Regions from separate parts of the Homo sapiens genome. Here region 2 is linked to region 1. Evidence: read pairs that join two places in POLR2A ChIA-PET (ENCODE). Cell type or tissue: PC-3. All regions are shown on one strand. Each heading gives the region's core, and the rest is flanking DNA. Links, peaks and the distances in the headings are about the cores only.

Region 1 (10,036 bases), core at 1,115-9,114:
CACAGATCCTGACTTCTAAATATTACCCACTAAAAGAATCCCGTGCTCCTTGGAGAAATAACTGGCTGATTCCAAGGCCAGGGCAGTGAAATTAGAAAACGAACCTACATCTTACTGTGCCCTAAAATGATGTACTGAAAGATGGTGGAGACATGTCAAAAGAGCACAAGAGTTGGCTGGAAGGGGAGGTCCCACTGGTCAAATTTGGCAACAAAATTTAGCAACAAAATGAGTAATAGGATTATAACCTACTGAATAAAGTAAGAATCCATCATTTCATGGTGAGATGGATGGAAGAAAAATCTCTTCCCTTTAGAAGAAAACCAACTATCAAAGTGGAAGGAATGACAGAATTAAAAATCTCCATTTGGCATACATCAGATTCAGAAAGGAATGAGGCAAGGATCATCACGGATGCTAACGTAGGCAAGTTGGAGAAATAACAATATTTACAATGTCTCAAAGTATCTCAGAAAAAGTTAATTACAAAGGGAAAGATAATAACTTTCAGTGGAGAAACTTGACAGACACCACCTTAACCAAATGCTTAAATTTAACACACCCAGTAATGAATCTAATTGACACCACACACCTTCTGGTATAATGCACAACACAGAATCACTTCTGTGATGTTCTGGCCAAAGATGCATGGCCTTAATTGAATCATGAGGAAACATCAGACCAAACCAACTCAAGGGACTTTATACAAAATAAGTCAGTGTCATGAAATACAAAGAAAGATTCACTAACAGTTCCAGATTAAAGGAAACCAAAGAGACACAACTGAATGTAACATAAGCTTAGGTTTTCTTTTGCTATAAAGGAACATTACAGGACAAAGTTCTGCAGATTTCTGTAGGATACCCACTAAAGGATTACTGATAACAGTAAAAGACTGGAAATTTATATGGAAGTAACAAAATAAATTACAATATAACCAAACAACAAAAACTACTGCTGTCAAAAAATAAAAAGGTAGGCCGGGCACAGTGGCTCACGCCTGTAATCCCAGCATTTTGGGAGGCCCAGGTGGGCGGATCACAAAGTCAGGAGTTCGAGACCAGCCTGGCCAACATGGTAAAACCCCATCTCTACTAAAAATACAAAAATTCGCCAGGAGTGGTGGCGGGAGCCTGTAATCCCAGCTACCCAGGAGGCTGAGGCAGGAGAAATCACTTGAAACTGGAAGGCGGGAGGGTGCAGTGAGCCGAGATCGTGCCACTGCACTCCAGCCTGGGCAACAAGAACAAAACTCTATCTCAAAAAAAATAAAAATAAAAATAAATTTAAAAAAAGGTAGGGAAAGCTTTTAATGTTGTGATATATAACGATATCATTAGTTGAAAAAAGGAAGGTGGGCCAGGCACAGTGGCTCACGCCTGTAATCCCAGCACTTTGGGAGGCTGAGGCAGGCGATCACCTGAGGTCGGGATTTCGAGACCAGCCTGACCAACATGGAGAAACCCTGTCTCTACTAAAAATACAAAATTAGCCGGGCATGGTGGCGCATGCCTGTTAATCCCAGCTAGTTGGGAGGCTGAGGCAGGAGAACTGCTTGAGCCCAGCAGGGTGAAGGTTGTGGTGAGCCAAGATCACGCCATCGCACTCCAGCCTGGACAACAAGTGGAAACTTTGTCTCAAAAGAAAAAAAAGAAAAAAAAAAAGGAAGGTACAAAACACTGCATATCATGTTGCCATGTTTTTTATTTACAAATGGGGTAAACACACCCGTTTGTTTAGATAGAAGAGTACATTATAAACTGGAAACAACCTTATCGGCAAAGATTATCTCTGTACTTGCCAGCTATAAGTCAGAAGTAAATAACACTCTGAACTTCCTTTTTTTTTTTTTTGAGACTCCCATACTGAAGTGGCATGTTCATGGCTCACTGCAGCCTCTACATCCTGGACTCAAGTAATCCTCCAGCCTCAGCCTCTGGAGTAGCTGGGAGGTGCATGCCACCATACTTGGATAATTTTTTATTTTATTTTTTGTAAAAACAGGGTCTTGCCATGTTGCCCCAGGCTGACCCCATCACTTTTTATACCTTTCAGACTTTGAACAATAAAATGTGTTACATATTCCAAAAATAAGTAAATAATTGTTTTAATGTTCAGTTTAAACATACTGTCTTCTAAAATATAAAAATGAAGCTGGGTGTGGTGGCACATGCTTATAGTGCCAGCTATTCAGAAGGCTCAGGCAGAAGATGGCCTAAGCCTAGGAGTTGGAGGCTGCAATGAACTATGATTGCACCTGTGAACAGCCACTGCACTACAGCCTGGCCAACAAAGTGAGACCCTGTCTCTATTTTAAAACTTTTGAAAAAATAAAAATGAAAACAAGTTCGACCAATTTAAGAACAGTTTTGTCAGCTTATATCAAAGCTAGGAGGGAAAAAAGCTTATTAATGAAATAAAGTAGAACCCATCCACTGTGGGGAGAAGAAGCTAGGGTTTTGTTTTAGTGCTTATAACTCATCTCTAATGGGAAAGGTCTACTATAAGAGAGTTAAAGAAACAAAACTGGCCGGGTGCAGTGGCTCCTGCCTGTAATCCCCAGCACTTTGGGAGACTGAGGTGGGCAGATCACTTGAGGCCAGAAGTTCAAGACCAGCCTGGCCAACATGGCAAAACCCCGTCTCTACTAAAAATACAAAAATGTGCCAAGCGTGGTGGCGTGTGCCTATAATCCCAGCTACTTGGGAGGCTGAAGTGAGAGAACCGCTTGAACCAGGAAGGCAGGGTTTGCAGTGAGCTGTGATCGCACCAGTGCATTCCAGCCAGGCTGGGCAACAGAGCGAGACTCGTCTCAAAAAAAAAAAGAAGAAACAAAACTGATTCTGAGACTGAGAAAAGTAACAGAAAATCTCTCCTGGGAACAGTGACAAGGATATACTAGGAAGGTTCTTTCGAAAGAAAATTACAGCTAGTGGCAATGGACTCTCCCAAAGGTCTTTGGCAGATAGGAAAAAATAGTGTCAGTAACCATGGTGAAAATATACCTCTAAAACAAAGTAGGCACTTATTTTGTCAATCCTTTCAACTCTGCTTTTCAAAGGTGTAATATCAAGTCTTGTTTGTTCACTCCCTCCTCTTGGACAAGTGGGTGGTAAAAATTTTTCACACGGGCCGGGCGCGGTGGCTCACGCCTGTAATCCCAGCACTTTGGGAGGCGGAGGCGGGTGGATCACGAGGTCAGGGGTTTGAGACCAGCCTGACCAACATGGTGAAACCCCATCTCTACTAAAAATACAAAAATTAGCTGGACGTGGTGGCAGGCGCCTGTAATCCTGGCTACTCAGGAGGCTGAGGCAGGAGAATTGCTTGAACCTGGGAGGCGGAGGTTGCAGTGAGCCGAGATCACGCCACTGCACTCCAGCCTGGGCGACAGAGCGAGACTTCATCTCAAAAAAAAAAAAAAAAAAAAAAATTCACACGACCTGGCTGGGGAAACAGATACTCCCATGTGTCAAACACAGACATCATTCTCAGAAAATAGTTCCACTGGATCTGTTTAGATTTTAGTCTCCAGTTCCTGATAGCAAAATAATTCAGACAATGAAGAAAAGGTAGGCTCTCCCTGTCCCCACCCAAAAATCATGCATACTCAACTGGTTCTAAAGCTGGCATCAAAAGGCAAACACAACCTATGGCCTAAATATTACCACAATAAGACTTTCAAAAGCTACTATGAGAAGCTGGGAGCAATCTGTATTATTAGGCCCCACAACACTGGCATTGTTCTTTTTAAATTTTCTTAAATTAATTGCTTGCTAGGTATCACTGAATACGTCTTCAGTCGGCTAGAACACCACCACAGCAGAATGCCAAGTGCAGGTGACCTGTGATAGACTACCACCCCAGGCCAAACCTATGGCTCCCGAGCCTCTATGGCCACACTTCAGGTGGGAACCAAAAAGCCAATGGCGGTGCTTTGCATTAAAAGGGCTTGGGCTTTCTAAACTTCTAAATTGTTGCTAAGCCTTTCATACATAGCCCAATATGGGGGGGCGGGGTTGTGTTTGTTCTCTTACTTGGAGAGGTAAAGAATCTACTTAACAAACACAAATAACAGCTGGGCGCAGTGGCTCACGCCTATAATCCCAACACTTTGAGAGGCCAAGGCGGGCAGATCACCTGAGGTCGGGAGTTCGAGACCAGCCTGGCTGACATAGAGAAACCTCGTCTCTACTAAAAATACAAAAAATTAGCCAGGCGTGGTGGCACATGCCTGTAATTCCAGCTACTCAGGAGGCTGAGGCAGGAGAATCACTTGAACCCAGGAGGCAGAGGGTGCGGTGAGCCGAGATCATGCCATTGCACTCCAACCCTGGTAACTAGAGAGAAACTCTGTTTCAAGAAAAGGAAGGGAGGAAGGAAGGGAGGGAGGGAGGGAGGACGGATGGACAGGCAGACACAAATCACAGTTCTAATTATAAGCTGTTACTTCTAAAGCCAGCCTTAGCAGCACAGCAGAATGCCAACCACAGAGGGCTGTAGCCTCTCCCATTCGTCATTCTCCAATGCCCCTAACTCCATTTTATCCCTCCTTAGGAGTAGGCCCCAGGTATCAAGGATCATTTATCATCATGTGTGTGCCAATTTCCTTACAGTAGAAAAACAGTTATGTGTACCTGTGTCTATCAACTATCAAAACAGATCAAGGAGGTTGAGTGTTTCACAAAATATGAGACAGTGTCTGGGAGCAGTGGTTCACACCTGTAGTCCCAGCAATTTGCAAGGCTGAGGCAGGCAGATCACTTGAGGCCAGGAATTTGACACCAGCCAGGCCAATATGGCGAAAACCCATCTTTACTAAAAATACAAAAAATTAGCCAGGTGTGGTGGCATATGCCTATAGTCCCAGCTGCTCAGGAAGCTGAGACAAGAGAATTGCTTGAACCCGGGAGGCAGAGGCTGCAGTGAGCTGAGATCACGCCACTGCACTCCAGCCTGGGCATCAGAGAGAGACCCTGTCTCCAAAAAAAAAAAAAAGCCTGGGCGCAGTGGGAGGCCGAGGCTGGTGGATTATGAGGTCAGGAGTTCAAGACCAACCTGGCCAAGATGGTGAAACCCTGACTCTACTAAAAATACAAAACTTAGCCAGGTATGGTGGCAGGTGCTTGTAATCCCAGCTACTCTGGAGGCTGAGGCAGAGAACTGCTTGAACCCGGGAGGCGGAGGTTGCAGTGAGCCGAGATCGTGATTGTGCCACCCCACACCAGCCTGGGTGACAGAGTGGCACTCCGTCTCAAAAAAAAAAAAAAAAAAAGACTTGATTACATAGGCATGACTGATTGAATCACTGGCCACTGGAGATTAGCAACCTTTAGTCCTCTCCCCTCCCAGAGGTCAGACTAAAAAGTTCTAAACCTCTCATCGTGGTTGGTTCTCCTGGCAACCAGCCCATGTGGAGGCTACCAAGAGCTCCCAGCCATCAGTCATTTCATTAGCATACAAAAAGACACTTAGTCACTTCAGAGATCCCAAAGGTTTTAGGAGCTGTGCCAGAAGTAGTACAAAGACTAAGCATATATTTCTTATAAATCAAAATATCATATAACCCTGCAGGAAAAATAACTAAAGAAAACATCTCAAAAATGTTAAATGACAACAATGTTTTTGTTTCAATAATTCTACTTCTGGGCACAGGTCCACCAAACTTGAGTAATAACAGCACAATGGCAATGCCATAGTACGATAAGGAATTCAGATAATTTAATGGGTACTTTGTTCCAAGACTGCACTGTATGAGAACACCAACGTGTTAGGCAGAGGATAGGTTCCAAAAGGTTTGGTTATGACGTACTAAGCAGACATCTGCTGTGATTTTAGGCCAGGGACACACTTTGGCAGCAGTAAACAGGACAGACCGGGCGGGGTGTGGTAGCTCATGCCTGTAATCCCAGCATTTTGGGAGGTCGAGGCAGGCGGATCACTTGAGGTCAGGAGTTTGAGACCAGCCTGGCTAATATGGTGAAACCCCGTTCTCTACTAAAAATTCAAAAATGTGCCAGGCATGGTGGCACGCGCCTGTAGTCCCACCTACTCCAGAGACTGAGGCAGAAGGCTCGCTTGAACCCGGGAGGCGGAGGTTGCAGTGAGCCGAGATCACGCCACTGCACTCAAGTCTGGGTGACAGAGCGAGACTCTGTCAAAAAAAAAAAGGGGGGGACAGCCCGAAGCTGAACAAGGCATGAGACGTTCCGAAGCTAAACAAGGTGTGAGACATAACTAACAATTTTTCTAGTGGAAGATGAGGTCTTAAAAAGCCAATTTAGGCCGGGTGTGGTGGCTCACACCCGTAATCCTAGCCCTTTGGAAGGCTGAGGTGAGTGGATCACCTGAGACAGGAGAATAGTTTGAAACTACGAAGCCGAGGTTGCAGTTAGCCGAGATCCCATGGTGCTCCGGCCTGGGCAACAAAGTGAGACTCCATCTCCAAAAAAAAAAAAAAAAAAAAAAAAAAAAAAAAAAAAGGCAATTCAGTGGGAATAGGAATGGAGGAAGTTCAAGCATATTGATGGGAAGAAATCAATAGAACTGGGGACTAATAAGATGCAACAGGCAAGAAAGGAAAGGAGAAATCTGGAATGATGCCCAAAATTGTAACAAAAAGATTTTCCAGGCTGGATGTGGTGGCTCACACCCGTAGTCCCAGCACTCTGAAAGGCCGAGGCGGGAGGATCACTTGAGGCTAGGAGTTCAAGACCAGCCTGGCCAACGTGGCAAAACCCTACTAAACTTCTACTAAGAATATAAAAATTAGCTGGGTTTGGTGGCGAATGCTTGTAATCCCAGCTACTCCAGAGGCTGTCATGAGAATCACTTGAACCCGGGAGGCGGAGGTTGCAGTGAGCTGAGATCATGGCACTGCACCCTAGCCTAGGTGACACAGCACAAAAAAAAACAATGTTCCACAAGTCAAAAATTGTGTTCAGGGAGTAGAAAAGTAGTAGGCTAGGTATCAAAGGGTATGAATGACTAAGTTCCTTCTATAATATATTGACTATAGGTAGGAGATACACTTTCAGTTCTGTTTTGGTAGATCTCCAATGATCTGTCATTTAAGAGTACACACGATGAGTGGAAAATTTATAATCAAAGATTTCACAGTTGCTATGCAGTTCAAAGATTCATCCTTTGAATGGGAAAGGGGGTAGGGATTTCACTCCAAATGGTCATTTACAGAGGTTCTGCTTCTTCCTCATCACCTCTTAGTTTCTTAGTTTTTATTTATTTATTTATGAGATGGAGTGTCGTTCTGTTGCCCAGGCTGGAGTGCACTGCAACCTCTACCTAACGGGCTCAAGACATTCTCCTGCCCGAGCCTCCTGAGACTCATGCCTGTAACCCAGCACTTTGGGAAGCTGAGTCGAGTGGATAACTTGAGGTCAGGAGTTCCAGATCAGCCTGGCCAACATGGCAAAACCCCGTCTCTACTACAAATACAAAAATTAGCCGGCGTGGTGGCGGGCATCTATAAACCCAGCTACTTGGGAGGCTGAGGCAGGAGAATCGCCTGCACCCAGGAGGCGGAGGTTGCAGTGAGCCAAGATCATGCCATTGTACTCCAGCCTGGGTGACAGAGCAAGACTCTGCCTCAAAAAAACAAAAAACAAGAACAACAACAAACAAAATCCATGGCCTCCTGGGCACTCAGGGTGTATAATACTCTACTCCCAGGCTCAGGTGATCTTCCCACCTCAGCCTTCCAAATAGCTGGGACCACAGGCATACGCCACCACACCCGGCTTTTTTGTATCATTTGTAGAGATGGGGTTTAGCCTCATTGCGCAAGCTGGGCTAGAATTCCTTGACTCAGGATTATAGGCATGAGCCACTGTGCCTGGGACCTTTTTTATTTTTATTTTTTGAGACGGTGTCTCGCTCTGTTGCCCAGGCTAGAGTGCAGTGGTGCAGTGGCTCAATCTCAGCTCACTGCAACCTCCACCTCCTGGTTTCAAGTGATTCTCCTGCCTCAGCCTCCCGAGTAGCTGGGACTCCAGGTGTGCGTCACCATGCCCGGCTAATTTTTGTATTTTTAGTAGAGATGGAGTTTCACTATGTTGGCCAGGCTGGTCTCGATCTCCTAACCTCGTGACCTGCCCACCTCGGCCTCCCAAAGTGCTGGGATTACAGGCATGAGCCACCGCGACCCGGCCAGGACTTTTTAGAGAGCTTTTTTTTTTTTTCTAGAGACAGGGTCTCACTACGTTGCCTGCTTACAAATAAATTGTTTTTAAAGAAAAATTTTTTGAAAAATCATTGAAGAAGGAAACTAGTTTACTTAAAACACTAAAGTACAGATTTTCCTGAAAGTGAAAATAAAGGAGAACCATGATAATATAAATTCTAGGTTCTAGTTACTAAAAACTTTACAGTGATTTTCATGTAATGCCTCATGGCATTACTGTATCAAGGTCTCATAAATTAGACATGCAAGAAATAAGCAAATCTAAAAACAGGTCAGGCATGGTGGCTCACGCCTGCAATCCCAGCACTCTGGGAGGCCGAGGCGGGTGGATCACAAGGTCAGGAGATCGAGACCATCCTGGCTAACATGGTGAAACCCCGTCTCTACTAAAAATATAAAAAAGTAGCCGGGCATGGTGGCGGGTACCTGTAGTCCCAGCTACTCAGGAGGCTGAGGCAGGAGAAAGGCGTGAAGCTGGGAGGCAGAGGTTGCAGTGAGCTGAGATTGCACCACTGCACTCTAGCCTGGGCAACAGAACAAGACTCCGTCTCAAAAAAAAAAAAAGAGTTTGCAAAATAGAAAAGTCTCAGCAGGTACCTCACTCAACTCCAATATGGAAAAATTCTCCAGCCCTACAGAGACTGAGCAGTGCATCAAGTCCCTGATTGCTATTTTCCAGGAGGATGCTGGAAAGGATGTCACAACCGCAAACTCTCCAAGAGGGGAGCCCCTCAGTTTCATGAATACAGAACTGGCTGCCCTCACACAGAACCACAAGGACGCTGGTGTCCTTGACCACATGATGAAGAAACTAGACCTCAACTGTGACAGGCAGTTAGATTTCCAAGAATTGCTTAATCTTTTTTGTTTCCCTCATCTCAGACTGAAAAATTTCTTAATCTTATTGGCAGCATGGCCCTAGTTCATCATAAGCCATGACTGTTTTATCATGGCTACCTATTCCCAGAAGCAAATCTAAGGAGGGTCTTGCCTTCAAGCCCCACCCCTTTCAAGCCCCACCCCCCCTTTCCTTCTAGGATCTCAGTCACCATCTTCTCCTCATGGCTCCCATACACCCTAAGCCCAGCATACCCACCACCCGTGTAGGCCACTCCTGCTAGTAGTAATAAAACAGTATCGTTTTGGTTTTGGTTTGTGTTTTGAGGCAGGGTCTTGTTCTGTTGCCCAGGCTGTGGTGCAGCAGTAAAATCATAGCTCACTGCAGCCTGGTCTTCCTGGCCTCAAGTGATCCTCCCGTCTTTGCCTCCCAAACTGCTGGGGTTACTAGCTTAAGCCACTGCACTTGGCCCAATATCATTTTTTAAAACACACACACAGTCTCGTCATGTATTTAATTTTAAGTATTTGTGTTCGTTTTCCCCATGTATGTCTCCCTTTTGCTTTGAGTTGTTGCTTTTGCTAACATCAGACATGTTCATGATTAGCAGTCATTCAATCCTCTGCTACTTTGCTAAAGTCATAGAGATCAAGTAACGTCAAATTATTCCATGATCTTACTTCCCAACTGATGAGAATAATCAATTCCAGGTTGACTGTAGACCTAAGCATGAAAGATAAAGCAATACAACTTATAGAAATAACACAGGAGAATATTTAGGACTCTGGGGAAGATAAATCTTTATCTTATGGGAGCTACATGATGAGAACTTCTGAACACAAAGAGAACTTACGAACACAAAGAACAATAGACGTTGGGGTCTTACTTGGGGGTGGAGGGTGGGAGGAGGGAGGGGAGCAGAAACAATTTTTTTTTTTTGAGGCAGGGTCTCGCTGTCACCCAGGCTAGAGTACAGTGCCAAGATCTCAGCTCACTGC
Region 2 (8,296 bases), core at 1-8,000, 170 kb after region 1:
CTCTCGAACTCCTAGCCTCAAGCAATCTGCCCTCCTAGGCCTCCCAAAGTGCTGGGATTACAAGTGAGAATCTGGCCCCCAACTCCCCCTCCTGATGCCTCAGTTTCCTGCCCTGCAAAATGGAGATATAATGCCAACTTCAAAAGATTGCTGTGAGTATTATATGCGATAATGCCTGGCAAGAGCCCAGTGGGAGGCCTGGCTCTAAAGAGGGTGGCAGTTTTAATGAGAAGGTGTCAGCACTCAGGGAACATTGACTGGTGACCTATGTGACTGAGGCCACTGGGGAGGAGAACCTGCAGGTCCCAGGACAGGGAAGAGACTGGTCTGTCCCCAGGAAACTCCTGGGTTTCTGTTCCTCTGGCCTAAGGGTCATAGCAAGGCAAAAGGCAGGAAAGGGTGAAGAGCCGTGAAAGTGATAGAGGCTGCTGGGCGTGGTGGCTCACACCTGCAATCCCAGCACTTTGGGAGGCTGAGGCATGTGGATCACCTGAGGTCAGAAGTTTGAGACCAGCCTGGCCAACCTGGTGAAAGCCTGTCTCTACTAAAAATACAAAAATTAGCCAGGCGTGGTAGTGCATGCCTGTAATCCATAATCCCTGCTACCAGGGAGGCTGAGGCAAAAGAATCGCTATTGAATCCGAGAGGCAGAGGTTGCAGTGAGCCGAGATCGCACCACTACACTTCAGGCTGGGAGACAGAGTGAGACTCAGTCTCAAAAAAAAAAAAAAAAAAAAAAAAAAAGAGAGAAAGAAAATGATAGAGTAGAGGCCACTAGGGCTGGGATTTATCAGGCCAGAATTTCAATCCATCCAGCCCAGTAAGGGATCCAAGAAGAGGCATGATCCCAGTTCCCAACTATTTGAAAATTGGAAACGCCAAACAAGGAGAGGGTTGAGTCAGCTGGGGTTAGTTAGGAGGGGGAGGCCAGGACCAGGAGGTGGGGGCCGGAGCCGGCTTCCTGGGAGAGAGCCATGGGCAGGCGCAGGGAGTGGGGAGGTGGTGGCAGGGACCCGGAGGTGGGCTGGGAAGGGGCCAGAGGCAGCTGGGAATCCCAGCCCCACCCGTGGAGAAGCATCTGTGGAGTGACCCGAGGCCACCTCTGAAGTCCTCCCCAGGCTCAGGCCCCAGCCAGGCCTCCCCTTCCCCACCGACTGGGATGGGAGAAAGATGGGGAAAGAGGCCAAATGTTACAAAACACCTAGGTGTGACCCGCCTGATGGGGAGGGGGGACACATCTCTACCCAACAGCCCAAGCCCAAAGCATAGGGTGGGGTGGGGTGAGATCCCCAGGCCTGTGTGTCTCTCTCTCCTGAGTCCTGCTGTTTCTCTGAGGCCACGGGAGCCAGATTTAGAGTCGAGCAGCCCCACATCCCACCAAGTAAGGACCAACTGCAGGTTGGCCCAGAGCTCCCCAGGCAAGGTCCTGCCTCCTCCAGTGTAGGCCAGGGGGGGACAGGGCTAGGATGGGGTCCCAGGACATCCCCCACCCCCCCCACTGTCACTACCCTCAGGATGCACGAACATCCTTTCTGCACCCATGGGAGCCCCTGGCCACACCTCCTGTTGCTCAGAGCCCACCAACTGCACACATCTGGGAAGGGGACAAGGCGTCCAAAGACTCCAGCCTTTCCCAGGCCACACCCTGGGGTGTGCCCCCCTCCTTCTCCCAGTCCAGGAAGGAGCAATCAGGGTGGAAGGATGGACTCTGTCCTACAGCTGCGGCCTCGGTAGGCGAAGGAGGGGCAGTGACAGATCAGAGGCAGTTACACCCGGAGCTCTGAGACTGCGAAAGAGGCCCAGGGAATGGACAATCCCCTTACACAGCCATTCATTCAACAAGCCCAGTACAGGACCTGGGTCATAGAGAAGGCGTGCCCGGCTGTGCCCTGGGAACCCTGCCTCAGATATTCCACCGGCCTTGTCTTTAGCAGGAACGAGACTTAGTGCAATCACGGATTGTCAAATACCTGCCACATTCCAGGCACTGAGCAAGGTGCATCCACCTGGTTACTTCATAACCACCAGGAAGCAGGCCTCCCCATTTCACATTTGACTGAGGCTCAGAGAGGTAAAGCAACTTGCCCAAGGTCACAGAGCCAGTCAGGGCTGGGCCAAGACTTGAAGGCAGGGCCTTTTGAGCCCACATCTTTCCCTTGACCACAGTGCCCAGGGAAGTGGCTCTGAGACCAATGAGGACACAGACAAGTCAAAAAGGGCAGAGTGGACATCCCAGCTTGTCCCACATCTTCTGGGGCCCTGCAGAGAGCATGGCTGGGCAGGCAGCTCCCAAGTGCAGGGGCCAGAGCACGCCCCTTTCCAATCTCAGCAAGGAGCCTGGGCCTTCTTGGCCTGCTGGCTTCCTCAAAGCCATTAATTTGCTCACTTGAATTTGTTTGTTTGTTTGTAGTTTTGAGACAGAGTCTCGCAATGACGCCCAGGCTTGAGTGCAATGGCATGATCTCAGCTCACTGCAACCTCCGCTTCCCAGGTTCAAGCGATTCTCCTACCTCAGCCTCCTGAGTAGCTGAGACTACAGTCATGCACCACCACACCCGGCTAACTTTTTTGTATTTTTAGTAGAGACGGGGTTTCACCATCTTGGCCAGGCTGGTCTCGAACTCCTGACCTCAAGTATCTGCTCACCTCAGCCTCCCAAAGTGCTGGGATTACAGGCGTGAGCCACCGCGCCCATCCTTTATTCACTTGATTTTTTTTTTTTGAGATGGAGTTTTGTTCTTGTTGCTCAGGCTGGAGTGCAATGGCGCGATCTCAGCTCACCACAACCTCCGCCTCCCGGGTTCAAGTGATTCTCCTGCCTCAGCCTCCCTGAGTAGCTGGGATTACAGGCATGTGCCACCATGCTTAGCTGATTTTTTTATTATTATTATTTTCAGTAGAGACGAGGTTTCTCCATGGTGGTCAGGCTGGTCTCGAACTCCCAACCTCAGGTGATCCGCCCGCCTTGGCCTCCCAAAGTGCTGGGATTACAGGTTGTGAGCCACTGTGCCCAGCCTCACTTGAAGTTTTAATGTGTTCACCTACTATCTGCCTAGCACCAGGCAAACAGCAATGAACAAAGCCAAGTCCCTGCCCTCATGCAGCTTCCACTCTAGATGAGGGGGTAAGAATAAATCTACAAGCCATGAGCTCCGGCTGTGGAGTTCTAAGGCAGAGTCTGCAACTCCACAAATGAACACTCAGCAAGATCCCCTCCGCCTACACCATAAGCCAATGCAGAGGCCCCAGCTTGGGTGGGGACGGGGGAGCTCCTGGCTGGAGATGGGTAGGGGGATGACTGCCAGGCATGTGAGCCAGTCCAACCCCCACCCATGCTGTCCCCTCCATCACTTGCCATTCTTTTTTCTTTTTTTTTTTTAAGAGACAGGATCGCGTTCTATCACCCAGGCTGGAGCGCAGTGGCAAGATCATGGTTCACTGCAACCTCCACCTCCTGGGCTCAAGTGATCCTCCTACCTTGGTCTCCCAAAGTGTGGGGATTACAGGTGTGAGCCACCACTCCTGGCCCACCTGCCGGTTTTTTTTTTTTTTTTTTTAGGAATTTTTATTGTCCAAACAAGAGATCGTAAGAGAAGACACAAATAAATTAACTGTTCTGAGAATTCTGGACTCCACCTCCTGCCCACTCCTCCTGGAACTTTCCCATCTCAGGTAGTGGCAGCTCCATCCTTCGGGATGCTGAAGCCAAAGACTGTGGAGGCATCCCGGACTCTTCTCTTTCTGTCCCGCCCCACATCCAACCCACTAGCAAATCCTGGTGACCCATCTTCAAAATGTACTGGGGATTCAACCATCTCCCACCTCCGTGGTCCTAGCTTGAGCTCCCATCGTCTGTCCTGGGTCACGGCCTCCTTGCCTTTGCTCTGGACCCTCCCCGTGCTCCTCTCCACACAGCAGCCAAAGCAATCCTATGGAACACCGGGCCCCTTCAGTGACTTCTCAATTCACTCAGACGCAAATCCAAGGTCCTTCCCATGGCCAAAGCTCTGCTGATCACCCTCTGCCACCCCCCTGCCTGCTGCATCCACCATGCTCCCCCTCACTGATGCTGCTCCAGCCCCACGGGCCTCCTTGCTTTTCCACAGACATGCCAAGGACACTCCCACCTCTGGGCCTCTGCACTAGCTGTGCCCTCTGCCTGGAATGCCCTTTCCATTGATATCTGCGAGGCTCACCCGCTCACTTACTTCAGGTCTCCTTCAGTTCAAATTTATCTTATCAGAGGCTTTTCCTACCACCCCACCCTACCTACCCCGCCTCATCACTCACTGCCCTCTTCCCTGTTTTATTTTTTCTTCTGAGCACTTATCACCACCTGATGTATTTCATTTATTGTCTGTCTTCCTGCACTAGCTATAACGCAAGTGACATGAGAGGAAGGAATCTGACATTTTTATTCTCTGCGGTAACCTCAAGATCTAGAACAGGGCGGGTGCAGTGGCTCACGCCTGTAATCCCAGTGCTTTGGGAGGCCAAGATGGGTGGATCACTTGAGGTCAGGAGTTCAAGACCAACCTGGCCAACATGGTGGAACTCCATCTCTACTAAAAATACAAAAATTAGCTGGACGTGGTGGCGTGTTCCTGTAATCCCAGCTACTTGGGAGGCTAAGGCAGGAGAATCTCTTGAACCTGGGGGGCAGAGATTGCAGTGCGGCGAGATCATACCACTGCACTCTAGCCTGGGTAACAGATCAAGACTCCATCTCAAAAAAAAAAAAAAGATCTAGAACACAGTCAGATACATAGAAGATGCTCCACAGATATTTGTGAAATGAATTTTAAAAAACGCTTAATCACATACATCATTTGTTCATTCATTCATTCAACACACTCTGCAAGGCTTTGCGCACCAGATACTCCCCTAAAACCCAGAGCAACAGGACACCCTCCTTCATGGCTCAGGGAATGGGCCCTGGTCAGGAGCTAGGAGCTGGTCCTAAGGCTATCTCAGGATGCCACAGATGCCTCCAGGGATGCTCTGAGGTTCCTGCAGGCCTGGCACAGATGAGCATCATGGAAGGGAAGGGAGAGTGGTTCTGGGGGCAGCAAGACTCAAAGGCCTCACATTCCCAGGCCTCAAAGAGCCACCTTGTTCTCAGGGCTTTCATGACAGCACCCCCGACCCGGCCACCCCAGCAGCCACGAGCCACACCCCTCTCAAGGCTGCTATTGACACAGCCCTGACGCCACCAGGCTGGGCAGTGAGGCCGGCGGCTCCCCGCGAAGTGAGTTCCACACATACTTCTGGGTTTCAGTCAGCCAGCTCTGGGTGCTGGGGCAGCTGGCCCCGGGAGCAGGAGGGGGTGGCAGGGCCAAAGAGGCCAAGGCCCAGGCGGAAGCAACATTCCAGCAGGGCCGGGACCCTCGGCGCAGCCTCCCTCTTCTTGGCAGGAGCAGGAGCGAGAGGAGAAAAAGGCCAGGGTAGGCCCTGGGACAGGGAGAGGTAGGCCCAGCAGATACTTGGGAAGCTGCCGGGGAACCAAGTCATATTCACTTCCTCCTCCAGTCTGACCCCTCATAGCTGGGACTGGATTGGGTGAAGGGGAGGGGGGCAACAGGCCAGGGCTGGGAACCCTTCCCATATACCCCAAGTAGTCTGAGGGTGCAGAGCCCACACCTCTGGCCTCCAAGTGGCCTCTGAATCATTGCTCCAGATCTTTCCATAGCCTGGGCAGGCCCTCCTGCCCTCCCTCCTGAGCCTCTCACCCCAAGGCCAGGCAGCCCTTGAAGCTCTGCAGACTCACCCTAAACCTTGAGCCCCCAGGGAACAGCCAGAAAAAAACAGCGCAGGCTCCACACAGGACAACCAGGAGGGTGTTCTTCCCCTTCCCCCACTAGCAGCATGGCAGGGGCAGGGGCCCCTGACCTCCCACACTGGGCAGGGCCAGCCTGGCCCACTCAGGCCTAAAAGTCCCTGGATAAATTCAACTGCCTGTAGAGTCCCAGGAAATATCTGATGAGAACATTAATGAATTAACAAACCTAAAAATGACCACCCTAGAGTTCCTAGGCTTCCCCTCCAGGCACAGGCGTCCCTAGGAGACCCCACGGACACTGAGGCATACCCAACCTAAGAGCTTCTGTCCCCGAGCCAATCCCTGATATTCCTTGCCTGAGGTAGCCCCTGTACTACTTGGGACCAGAGTTCTTAATCAACATCTGTGACAAGTTGTAGCAATATCTACTGACTGCCCACGACAAGCACATGGGGCAGTACGTGGCGTGATTAGGAGAGCTTCGTCTGGATTCAAAACTTGGCTTGCAGCATCTCTGAGTGTGTGGATATGTAAGTCACTGGGCAAGTTACGTAACCTCTCAGTGCCTCAATGTCCTCTGCTTAGAGAATGGGGATCAGGCTAGTAGCTACAGCTTAAAACATTCGACAAAGATATTCACTAAGCACTTACTACCTGCCAGGTGCTAAGCATACAGCAGTGAACAAAAACAAATGAGGTCCTGCTCTCGTAGAACTTAAACTGAGCAGGAGGAAGCAGATAAACACATAAACAAATACAGACAAATACAGGCCAGACAATTGTGAGAACAAAAATAAAGCAGTTTAAGGAGACAGCCATTATGGGAAGAGTGGTAAGGACCAGAAAGAGGGAGAGGGTCATATGGATATTACGGGGACAAATGTCCCAGGCAGAAGGAACAGCAGACGCAGAGACCCTAAGGTGGGAGTGTGTTTCACATGCTCAAGAAACAAAGCCTTGGTCAGGCGAGGTGGCCCATGCCTATAATCCTAGCACTTCAGAAGGCTGAGGTGGGAGGATAGCTTGAGTTAAAGAGTTTGGGACCAGCCTGGGCAATACAACAAGATCCCATCTCTATTTGTTTTAAATTTTTATATTCATTAGAAAAGAAAAGGCTGGGTGCAGTGGCTCACGCCTATAATCCTAGCACTTTGGGAGGCCGAAGGGGGTGGATCATTTGAGCCCAGGAGTTCGAGACCTGCCTGGGGGAACATGGCAAAACCCTGTCTCTATAAAAAATACAAAAATTAGCCAGGTGTAGAGGAGGGTGTCTGTAGTCCCAGCTACTCAGGGGGCTGAGGTGGGAGGATCACCTGAGCGTGGGAGGTTGAGGCAGCGGTGAGCTGTGATTGTGCCACTGCACTCCAGCCTGGGTGACAGTGTGAGACCCTGTCTCAAAAAAAAAAAAAAGAAAAGAAAAAGAAACAAAGACTGGTATAGCTGGAGGAGTTTGAGAGGAGCAGGTGGCAGGAGGCCGGGTGTTGCAGGGCCTCGTAGGCTATATTAAGTCAGGGGCTGGGACCTAATTCTGAGCACCGCAGGGAGGTGGTGAGCAGGAAACACAGGTGAATGGGAGGATTCACTGAGAAACTCAGAGCAGACAGTGGGTACTGGGTAAGTCTGAAGTACCCGTATTACTGTGTCATCATCCAGCCTGGCACCCCAAGAGCTCCTTCCCCTCCACTTTGCTCACCCGTCTTCCGGGCCCTGAACCCAGTCACCTCCTGCCACCTTCTTTCCACCGTCTCCCGGGCAGGGCTTCAGACCCACAGATCCTAACTTGTCTGCGCTCAGCCTGAGAGCAGGCCCGGGCCAAGCCAGGCAGGGGCCACAACTCCCCAGACAGGGGGAAATGGGCCTAAGGGATGGGGGGGTGGTCCATCTCTGCCCCTTCCAGCTTCTACCCTGCAGACAGACCTGCAGCCTGCCCTCCTTCCCTCCGGGAATGTCCAGGGCACACTCAAAACCCCATCCTGTGCCGGCTGCAGGTACGGAACAAGTAGGCTAGTGTCAGGTGACAGAGCAGCTGGCTGCGTGGAGGAGGGCTGAGGGACCGCCAGGAAGGGGAGGCTCCTGCAGTTCAGCTGGCAGCCTCCCCAGTGAGGAAATCCAGCTGAGGCAGGAAACAGGTATCTCAGCGACTTCCCTCCTAGGCCCTGGAAAACACCTTAATCACCACCGAGGCTCCCTCAAGACGCCTGTCCCCTGCAGGGCCGCCCTAAAGGGGTCAGCAGGCCAAGGCCTGCCGAGTCACCCAGGCCCAGCCCCCTCCTCCAGCAAGCCTCCTCACCTCCCAACAGCTGAAATTACACCCACACTTAATCACAGATCAGCTTCCTGTGGTCCTGTCCCCCGTCCCGGGGAAGCCTGGAGCTCCCTAAGGCCCATCTCACCCTGCTGCTGTGCCCAACCCTTCCCCATAAGCCACTGGCTCCGGACCAAACTGAAGGGCAGATGAGAGCAAGGGTAGCAGGCAAAGAGGGTCCAAGGTGTGCTGGGAGCCTGGGCTAGGAATTG

The links. ChIA-PET counts read pairs that join two places held together with the same protein. Peaks named below come from ENCODE experiments on the same cell type or tissue, not always from the same donor. Only the 100,000 strongest peaks of a DNase experiment are listed, where the experiment ranks them.
Region 2: POLR2A ChIA-PET joins it to region 1 with 32 read pairs; 9 of 35 experiments call an interaction of 5 or more read pairs at or near these places.

Annotation. Positions count from the first base shown.
Region 1 is chr1:21,759,456-21,769,491 of GRCh38, forward strand. The region is part of intron 1 of USP48 (ubiquitin specific peptidase 48); the gene reads right to left. Among named protein-coding and RNA genes, the nearest start is that of USP48, 19 kb to the right of the region's middle. RefSeq lists an enhancer at 2,447-2,526. In PC-3, for the core only: no CTCF peak of the experiment used is centred there; a DNase peak (open chromatin) is centred at 5,436; H3K27ac peaks cover 1,796 bases.
Region 2 is chr1:21,926,045-21,934,340 of GRCh38, forward strand. The region is part of intron 1 of HSPG2 (heparan sulfate proteoglycan 2); the gene reads right to left. Among named protein-coding and RNA genes, the nearest start is that of HSPG2, 7.1 kb to the right of the region's middle. RefSeq lists enhancers at 1,659-2,215, 2,216-2,770, 5,499-6,261. In PC-3, for the core only: no CTCF peak of the experiment used is centred there; a DNase peak (open chromatin) is centred at 7,867; H3K4me3 peaks cover 472 bases; H3K27ac peaks cover 1,717 bases.